Regions from separate parts of the Homo sapiens genome. Here region 2 is linked to region 1. A link is a contact called in ENCODE Hi-C or POLR2A ChIA-PET data. All regions are on one chromosome and are shown on one strand. The core of a region is the stretch at or near the end of the contact, and the rest is flanking DNA. Distances in the headings are between cores, read along the strand shown. Region 1 has its middle 100 kb from the start of INO80D-AS1. Region 2 overlaps CMKLR2-AS (CMKLR2 antisense RNA).

Evidence for each region. A loop is a pair of places that touch in the nucleus more often than their neighbours do. ChIA-PET counts read pairs that join two places held with the same protein, here RNA polymerase II (POLR2A). Pooled maps may share reads with other maps.
Region 2: a pooled map shows a loop between it and region 1 (2.4-fold over the local background). The contact joins two enhancer-like sites. A Hi-C loop is called at or near these places in 1 of 50 pooled maps. POLR2A ChIA-PET finds 5 or more read pairs at or near these places in 3 of 52 experiments (BJ, K562 and activated T-cell).

The regions. Positions count from the first base shown.
Region 1 is chr2:205,982,369-205,987,475 of GRCh38, forward strand. No RefSeq gene overlaps it. Among named protein-coding and RNA genes, the nearest start is that of INO80D-AS1, 100 kb to the right of the region's middle. Within about 2 kb of position 2,188, at least 2 of the 41 ENCODE cell types and tissues checked have a DNase peak (open chromatin) inside an H3K27ac peak, as active enhancers do.
Region 2 is chr2:206,243,209-206,248,315 of GRCh38, forward strand. The region is part of intron 2 of CMKLR2-AS (CMKLR2 antisense RNA); the gene reads left to right. Among named protein-coding and RNA genes, the nearest start is that of ZDBF2, 29 kb to the right of the region's middle. Within about 2 kb of position 2,868, at least 3 of the 41 ENCODE cell types and tissues checked have a DNase peak (open chromatin) inside an H3K27ac peak, as active enhancers do.

The DNA.
Region 1 (5,107 bases), core at 938-3,437:
GAGCCACCGCGCCCGGCCCCAAACATTCTTAATGGTACTGAAACTACTCCAAACATTTTCGTGACACCAACCAGTGACTGGGTTACAAGTTTGCTCCAGAGGAAACACTTTTCAGAAAGGATGAGTAAGTTGCTTCCAATAATGAGGAATGGCCACAGCTGAGAAGATGCCTTTAAAATACAATCTGGGAAAGTACTCTCCGATCTAATTTGTTTCATAGCATGTTAGTACTTTTAAAATTTTTCTGCAGCATACTTGGAAAAAAATTGGAAGAGTGGCAGGGACAGATATAACATGTCCACTGATAACTGCCATGTGTCCAGCAAGGCTGGCAGATTTGTCCAGTAGAGAAACAACAAGACTTATACCCTGTTGAACTTAGTTTATTGCTTAGACATCAAACAACAACAGCAACCCCAAAAACAAAAAACAAAGAGGCCAGTTCCTCATGTCCTTTGTCCCATAAGGCAACACTGAAACAAAAGTGGCCAGATGACAGCATGGATGATAGCACACTCTAGCTGAGAAGCCTGTGGCATGCTGCAACTAAGCAATTTTATAGCCTGCAGCTATTCCCTAAGGGTAAAGACAAGGCCTCATACCTCAATCAGAACCCAAGAAACAATGAGAGTGTCCCATGACGGCCTCCATGGAAGATGGGGAGGTGAGTGGGAAATGGCCTTAGGGCATCTCCTCATGTTCTGGGACAATCACAGGGCACTATTCCAAGACTTAGATCAGTTGCGGTTAAGCTTTGCCTATGTGGCCTATGTGGAGACTTGCACAGATGACGAGGACATCATGGTGGAGTCATTACCCTAGGCCATGGTGGAATTAAAGAGTCTCTTGGGAAAGATTATGAAAGAGAGGGAAGAGTGACATGCAGACGTCCGTAAAAATAGTCAAAAGGGCTCTGATTAGCAAGCTGAGTCCCCACAAGGGAAAGAGGTCACATGGGCAGTATTGGTTCATTAAGACGGGAATCTACCATGGGCAAAGGGCTAGTGAAAGCCCATTGGACACAGCATAACAGGACACTTTAGACCATTCCTAACACAGGGATCTGGAAATGCTACTTGACATTGTGAGAAAAAAACTCACCTGTCCACACCCAAAGAATGGACTCAAGAGACCGGGAGAACCGTGAAAGTGAGACTTTTAATGATGGTCTTGCAAGATTGGGTGTCTGATGAATGGGAACACCCAGCACAGTTTCAACAAGCAATTTGTCCCCTAGTGCGCAGGTCCCTTCCCCAGTTCCTCATAGGCTGAGGACGATGGGGTCACAATCTTCCCAGACATCGCCTATGATTGTTGGGTAGGGGATTTAGATGGTTTCTTTAGGGTTGTCTTGCTGCATTTTTTTTTTTGCAGCCCACAATGCATTGCAATCCTAGTTAGCTCAGGGGCTCTTCGGGTATTTGACTTAGGACCTAAGTAGCTGGGCAGGCTGATAAGAATAGACAAAGCGAGCTATCTTGCAGACTAGTAAACTTTCATCTTAGACTAAACTTTGGTTCGGGTAAAGGCAACTAAGGGGGTTGGAGGGGGAGGGGGGAGGCCGACAAGCAGGTGTTGGCTATCCAAGCAGAGGCCTAGTATATGCTGTTTCTTCTGTAGTTTGCTGACCTAAGCTGATTCAAGGCACTTTGTCTTGGAAATAGACCACTGTATATATCATTTCCTTTAACAGCAAAAAAACCACATGGGCCGGGCACAGTGGCTAACGCCTATGATCCCAGCACTTTGGAAGGCCGAGGTGGGTGGATCACTTGAGGTCAGGAGTTCGAGACCAGCCTGGCCAACATGGCAAAACTCCGTCTCTACTAAAAATACAAAAAAATTAGCCGGGCCTGGCGATGCGTGCCTGTAATCCCAGCTACTCAGGAGGCTGAGGCAGGAGAATCGCTTGAACCCGGGAGGCGGAGGTTGTAGTGAGCCGAGATCCTACCACTGCACTCCAGCCTGGGCAACACAGGGACGGACACACTGTCTCAAAAAAAAAAAAAAAAAAGAAAAAGAAAGAAAGAAAAAAGAAACTACTAATCTGGCCTAATTCTCTTAGTTTACAGATGAGGAACCGAAGGTCCAGAAAGGTGAGATGATTTTCCGAGGTTACACTTCTACTTTGGAGAAACAGCTTGAGCTCAACCATTTCCTCACGGTCCAAGGCTGCTTCTAGTGGACTACCCACTTCTAAATTGCGACGCAAGTTTTCGCTTTTACCAAAACAAAACTGCACCAGTTAGAAATTGTTCCAAAGCAAAACTGAAACTTCTACTGAGAATGCTACTATTCTGAAGCTGAAATTATGCCTTTAAAAAAACACTTTTTTTTTTTACCAGACTAGTTCAGTGGCATCAAGAATTGCTAAAATCTTAGTAATTTATTTTTTAAAGCATTGTTTTATCCAGATACTTAAGAAGATGTGATTTTAATACTTCATTATTCCATTGCATTTTAAAGCAAGGTTTTAATTTAGTCTCACAACCAAAACACTTTCCAAAAAAAGCATCTCTAATTTGGTAATTTGTGTCAATAAGAAAATATGACTAATTAATATAAATCAGATTTACTGCCAACTTTTCAGGAATACATTTATTTTGTCAAGTAACCTGTTAATTAAACAGGAGTATGATAAGAGAAACAAGTGATAATAATACAAGTAAACAGAGCTTCAAGCTTATCATTTTCAGAGGGAAATGTAGGTAATATCCACAAGCAGGACATCACATTATACTTTTGATACCAAAATTCAAATACAATTTTGGCACTGCTATTCTATCTGTATATAAAAATTAAATAAAACAAAAAAGGCGCTAGATGCATGTTCTTAATGATTAATATTCTGTGCATACTTTTTTCTGCACACAATTTTTAGGGGAGACAGAACACGGATTAATGAAATGCTGACAATCTAACATATTCTGTGACAAATTGGAGTTATAGAAAAAATTGCCAATTTTGAATACCAAGATATATTTGAAGGTTCCTTATTCTCCCTCACTCAAAAAAAAATCAAATATATTATTTGGCGTCTTCTAGCATCATAATGGGCAACAATTTATCCAGGTTCTGCTATATGCATTGAACCATTATCTCCAGCAATAAGGATTTTTATTTTTATTATTTTTATTTTCTTTGAGACAAGGTCTTGCTCTGTCTCCCAGGCTGGAGTGCAGTGGTGTGATCTCGGCTCACTGCAACCTCCGGAGGGTTATCTGTTAGGAAATGATTGCATGAGTTTGGTCAGCAAGTGAGGAAAACCTGCAACACTGGGAGAAATCAAGATGACTACGGATACTGGTGTGAGTTGGGAGTCTTCATATTTGTTCAAAGAATGAATAATTAAAAGAGCAAGTGAATAAAGGCAAAAGTTCACAGTGAGAGCTGGTCAAAAAGGAAAAGATGTTAACTTTGGATTTAGACAAGCTAAATTTAGAATGATGGCTGGATATCAAGGTGGGAGTCCTCAGGAAGGAGCAGGAGATGTGAGGCCAAAGTTTGAGAGTAATCAGAGCAGTAGGTACAATTTTCAAGTTAATCTCCAGGGAGGTCAATGTTTAAGCCAGGGCATAGAAGGATCCTAAACTGGGAGCTCATGTACAGAGTAAGAACAAAAGAGAAGGCTGAGGAGTGATGATGAAGAATTGGAACTGACAAAGAGCCCAGAAAAAGCATCATATGGGAATAAAGTGGAGAAAAGAAACAATGCAATGTTATCAGTCTTGACTGGTTCAAGAGAGGCTAAATAGAATGACATCAAAGGGCATGGATGGCCTCAGAAAGAATAGTTGCAGGCAAATAACAAGGTGAAAGCTAAACTGCAATGGGTTAAGGAGTGACAGTCAGTGGAAAGAGCAGGTATAATGTTGACCAGTACAAAGAAAGGACTGCAATTAAAGGAATAAGGGGAGGGAAGATTTTAGTCTTCAAGAATAGACATTGGTACTGAGAGTAATAAGCATTGTGGGACAGTATATTTGGCCTCTATGTACTGTGGAGGTGACATATGGTCTAGCTTCTTAGATTTCTACTTTTTATTTATTTAGTGTTTTTTGAGATAGAGTCTCACTCCGTCATCCAGGCTGGAGTGCAGTGGCGCGATGTCGGCTCAGTACAGCTTCCGCCTCCTGGGTTCAAGCGATTCTCATGCCTCAGCCTCCAGAGTAGCTGGAATTACGGCGCCCCCCACCATGCCCAGCTAATTTTTGTAATTTTAGTAGAGATGGGGTTTCACCATGTTGGCCAGGCTGGTCTCAAACTCCTGACCTCAAGTGATCCACCTGCCTCAGCCTCCAGAAGTGCTGGGATTACAGGTGTGAGCCTCTGCGCCCATCCTCTACTTTTTAGTTTAGCAAAAGTATCTTGAATTTGATGGAGCTTATGTTGAAAAATAGTTTATATTTTTTATCATTTTTTATTTATTTTTGAGACACAGTCTCACTCTGTCACCCAGGCTGGAGTGCAGTGGCGCAATCTTGGCTCACTGCAACCTCTGCCTCCCAGGTTCAAGCGATTCTCTTGCCTCAGCCTCCCCAGTAGCTGGGTCTACAGTGGGACATGCACATCTTCTGATAAAGGACCAGAGTCTACTAATTCTTTATACTTATAGTCATATTTTCTTTTCTTTTAGACATGGGGTCTTGCTATGTTTCCCATGTTGGCCTCAAACTCCTGGGCTCAAAGGGTCCTTCTGCTTCTGCCTCTGAGTAGCTGCGAATACAGGTGTGCACCACTGCACCCAGCTCTATATTTTCTTTTCTTTCTTTTTTTCTTGAGACAGAATTGCCCAGGCTGGAGTGGAATGGCACAATCTCGGCTCACTCCAACCTCTGCCTCCTGGGTTCAAGCGATTCTCCTGCTTCTGCCTCCTAAGTAGCTGGGATTACAGGCATGCGCCACCACACCTGGCTAATTTTTTGGATGTAGTAGGGATGGGGTTTCACCATATTGGTTAGAGTGGTCTCGAACTCCTGACCTGAGGTGATCCACCCACCTTGGCCTCCCAAAGTGCTGGGATTACAGGCGTGAGCCACTGCGCCTGGCCTATATTTTATTTTCTTAAGTAGTTTCTATCCCAAAGTATCTTCTTTAAGTCAGGATA
Region 2 (5,107 bases), core at 1,618-4,117, 260 kb after region 1:
GTGTTCAACTCAACTAGGACCAGGAAGTTCCCAAGTGGACTTTGCATTGAGTGGAGTTTTAAAATTCCACAGAGGCCCACCAGTGGATTAAGTATGTATTCTTGGAACACCAAAAAACAGGAGGCCTTGTTGGTATCACTGGCAATCCCTAGATGACAAAGTTTCGAGTAAGGTGAAATGAAGACAGGGTCTTGCTCTGCCACCCAGGCTGGAGTGCAGTAGTGTGACCTTGGCTCACTGCAGCTTGAATTCTTGGGCTCAAGCAATCCCCTAGCCTCAGCCTACTGAGTAGCTTGGACTACAGGCACATGCCGCCATGCCCAGCTATGTTTCTATAGAGACAGGGTTTCACTATGTTGCCCAGGCTGGTCTTAAGCTCCTGGCCCAAAGCCATCATCCTGCTTTGGCCTCCCAAAGCACTGGGATTACAGGTATGAGCCACTGTGCCTGGCCCAAGAAAGTAATCTGTTTAAAGTTTAGCGCATAAGGAATTCAATAAGGAGAGGTCATAGTGCTCCCTCAGGTATCGTGTAGAAGCAAAGCAGAGCTCACATGTGTTTAAAATGTCATCCAGGGTCACTCTCTGAAGTGCTAATTTTATGTTTGTTTTTACACAAAAAAAGAAAAACAATTAATCTTCCAACTCAACCAGTCAGTCACCTAGTATAATAACTTAATTAGTTGGGTATAGTTCCTCCATTTCAAATGGTTTACATAATTGGATATAATAGAGAGCAGTATTCAACAAAAGGTGATCACTATAAACATGTGAACTATCATCATTATGAAAGTGCTTGAGGAACACTGCGGGTGGGTTAGGGCATGGGATAAAGGTGGAGTTAATCTAAAAAAGAAAAGACTTCATTGAGAAGGAGTTTGAAAGGAGATAGGCAATCTGGCAGCGAAAAAGATGGAGAATCCAAGCCATGTGTAATATATATGTGCCTGCTTGAATTTTCGTTAGTACCACATTGTCCCTAATGGCATGAAAAATAATAAAACACAAAGTTGGATGAAAGTTAGATTATTCAACCTGGAAGAACGTGTTTATAGATATGATATCCTTAATTTTTTATGAAACTTTCTCTTTAACAGTTTATAATGACAAACCTCTAGTTGAGTGGAAAAATCTGGCACTGGAGAATTTTACTTAATTATATAACTGAGAGTTGACAGAGCTTTTAAAAAAAATTAGCTTGTGCCATGTAAAAGTGCTGGTATTTGATCTTGACCATTTTTGACCTAACAAACTGGCAGTGTTTTATGCTTTGACATAAAACATGGATTAATTTAATAAAAATAGTTATATATACCAGGTGCGATGGCATGCCTGTAAGCCCAGCACTTTGTGAGGCCAAGGCAGGAGGATTGCTCACATCCAGAAGTTCAAGACTAGCCTTGACAATATAGCGAGACCTCGTCTCTCCAAAAAATCAGAACCTATCCAGGTATGGTGGTGTGTGCCTGTAGTCCTAGCTACTTGGGAGGCTAAAGTGGGAGGATCACTTGAGCCCAGGAGGTTGAGGCTACAGTGAGCTGTGATCATGCCACTACACTCAGCCTGGACGACAGAGTGAGACCCTGTCTCAAAAAAATAAAAAAATAACTCAAGAAGAGCTATATATATTTATATATGTAATATTTGACTTATTACATACAATTTGTCTTATTTCATATTTTATTTCTATACATAGTATAGTTCAGTATATTTAACATTAAAACCCTACTAAACATAGCATCATTTTGATGATTGAGAAAGCACTTCCTTCCTCATTCACTAGACATTCACTGAGCACCTATTATGTTTCCAGCACTCTGCTCCTAGCTGAGATACAAGGATGAGTAAAATATATGTCTTGCCCTTGACTTTCTCAGTTTAGTAAGGGAGATGAACACCTTAAAAGATGATTACGCAGAGAGACTGTGTGTACAGGGGTTAAGAAGGAAGGCCCTGAGGTCAGACAAACCCAGATGTTTAGTCTGGTCTTCACCACTTTTGCTAAGGGCCAAAGCTCTTTTAGCCTTGTGGAAATAATAACAGTACCTCCCAGGATTCTTGTGAGAGTTAAATGTGACAATGCACATGAAGTTGCTTAGCATTGTACTGTACTTAACAAGTACTCAGGAAATGCTGAGTATTACTGTATGTGTTAAGTGCTATTTACATAATTAGATGTGGTTGGTACTTGCTTCCTTTGAGTGGAGTTAGGTCAACTGGTTTTAATGATAAGCAACACATGACAGTGACAATGGTTTCTAGTGAACTATAGTGAACTCCTCGTAGTAGTTTAGAGAAAAATCTCATCATCTTTCCCTGGAAATGAGACCTGTTATCAATCAAAAGTGCTGGTCTAAGGAAGTGACTGAACAGATTGAACATACCTCTCAGGAGTGGGGCTGGCTTTTCTAGGTACTCAACATTCTTTTAACGCTTTTGATTAAAAAAAAAAAAAAAAAAAAAAAGGGCTGGGCGCTGTGGCTCAGGCCTGTAATCCGGCTCAGGCCTGTAATCCCAGCATTTTGGGAGGCCGAGGCAGGTGAATCATGAGATCAGGGGATCGAGACCATCCTGGCTAACACAGTGAAACCCCGTCTCTACTAAAAATACAAAAAAATTAGCCAGGCGTGGTGGCGGGCAGTTGGCAGGTGCCTGTACTCCCAGCTACTCGGGAGGCTGAGACAGGAGAATGGCATGAACCCAGGAGGCAGAGCTTGCAGTGAGCCGAGATCGCGCCACTGCACTCCAGCCTGGGTGACAGAGTGAGACTCCATCTCAAAAAAAAAAAAAAAAAAAAGAAAAGAGGAACTGAAACAGGAACTAATAGATTTAACAGATTTGATGATAATTAAGACTTAAATTCTTTTCTCCAGTTCACGTTTGTGTTCTCACACAAAGTAGTTATTGCCAAGATGCCCAGGCACATGAATGCCTTTATCCAAACTTACTGAATAGTCTTTCCTTCAATAAATACTATTGAGCCTTACTGTTTGCCAGGCACTGTGCTAGGCTCTGGGAGTATGAAGGTAAGCAAAACCACAGGCTGGTGGCAGAGACAGACATTCATGAAATAAGCCTCCCCATACATAATAATAGTTGCTCTAAGTGAGAAGTTTAGAGCAGGGGCCCTGATTTAGGCTGGGGCATAGGTTTGTAGAGGCAGGGAAGAGTTCATTTAGGGAAGTAACATCTAAAAATACCACTTACCCTTTAGAAGAGCTGGCGATTTTCTCTCTCTTTTTTTTTTTTTTTTTTTTTTTGAGACAGAGTCTTGCTCTGTTGCCCAGGCTAAAGCTCAATGGTGCAATCTCGGCTCAGTACAACCTCCGCCTCCCGGGTTCAAGCCATTCTCCTGCCTCAGCCTCCCAAGTAGCTGGGATTACAGGCGCCCACCACCACGCCCAGCTAATTTTTGTATTTTTTAGTAGAGACAGGGTTTCACCATCTTGGCCAGGCTGGTCTTGAACTCCTGACCTTGTGATCCACACCCCCACCCTTGGCCTCCCAAAGTGCTGGGATTACAGGAGTGAGCCACCGTGCCCGGCTGATTTTCTCTTTAATTCCAAAGCCGCCAGCAAGTTCAGGAGATAAAAGCTTAGTCAAATAAATTTTTGGTTACCATATGGAAAATGTCATGTTGATATAAATTATTTATTCTATCACCCAACTATATTGATAACATTAAACATGGCCTTTCTATCTGTCATTCTGCCCCAATGAGACTTTCATTTCTTTAACATTATACAAAGTAAAATCATCTACCTCTGGAATGATTTTATCATTATTAACACACATATACATGCATACTTATTTATGGTTCTTTATATGCACTAAAGAAGCTGGGAAAATTTTAGAAGATAGTAAAATGAAATGGTTCTTCCTTTCTTGTCTGGGAGGGGCTCCTTGCTCTGGAATGATACTTCATATATAAATACAGTGTTTCTCCGTGGTCTTCCTTTTGGATTTTTGGAGGTTGGATGGGAAGGGCTGAATTTCGGCACACACTGAAAACAGCTTATCTTGTAGGAGGGATTATAATATCCCAAACATTGTATATAAGTGGCATTTTGAGATTTCCTCAGAAATGTATTAAAAACAGAGAGAAAAAAATGATTGTAGCAAGTATTCAGCCATTTTACCTTTTTATTCAAATATTTAGCAATTTCTTGGGCTTCTAGTAATTTAGTGATCAATGGCTCCAATCAGAGAGTTCATTCACAGGAATATTCACACTCATTTGTTTCAGCCTTAAATAAATAAAGGTTGATTTTTTAAAAGAGGCTGTCTTCTAGGTATTGCAAGTGGAATCTGCTCATATTGATTGGGTTGCTCTTCAGTAATTTCCTACAGCATGCACATCTCTTCCTTTTTATGTTTTTCTCAAGCAATCAGTAAATAACGTATTCATCAAACTTAAGAGAGTGTCCCAACAGAATTTCGTTGGAAAAGCTGGGTTTCTTTCTTGCTGAGGTATACAGTTGATGAGTTCTTTAGCCAGTTGGATTATAGCAGCTCAGTGAGATCATAGAAAGTAACCTGGTTATGTTGTACTGATATTCATCACAGGAAATGAACTCATCTCCACAAATTATTTGCTGCAAAATAAATTAACTCCTTTAATAGAAAATTATCACAGGATCAGCACGTCCCACTTGTCAAGGAAGGAATATGAGCACAGTGTAGCTTTACTGTTACAGCAAGAAACCATTATTTTGTTGCTCACGGTACTCTCAACATAAATCTAAAATAATATCATCAAATGAACTCTCTGATTGGAGCCATTGATCACTAAATTACTAGAAGCCCAAGAAATTGCTAAGTTTCGCCGGGCACGGTGGCTCACGCCTGTAATCGCAGCACTTTGGGAGGGCGAGGCGGGCGGATCACCTGAGGTTGGGAGTTTGAGACCAGCCTGACCAACATGGAGAAACCCCGTCTCTACTAAAAATACAAAATTAGCTGGGAGTGGTGGCGCATGTCTGTAACCCCAGCTACTCAGGAGGCTGAGGCAGGAGAATTGCTTGAACCTGGGAGGTGGAAGTTGCGGTGAGCCGAGATGGTGCCATTGCACTCCGGCCTGGGCAACAAGAGCGAAACTCTGTCTCAAAA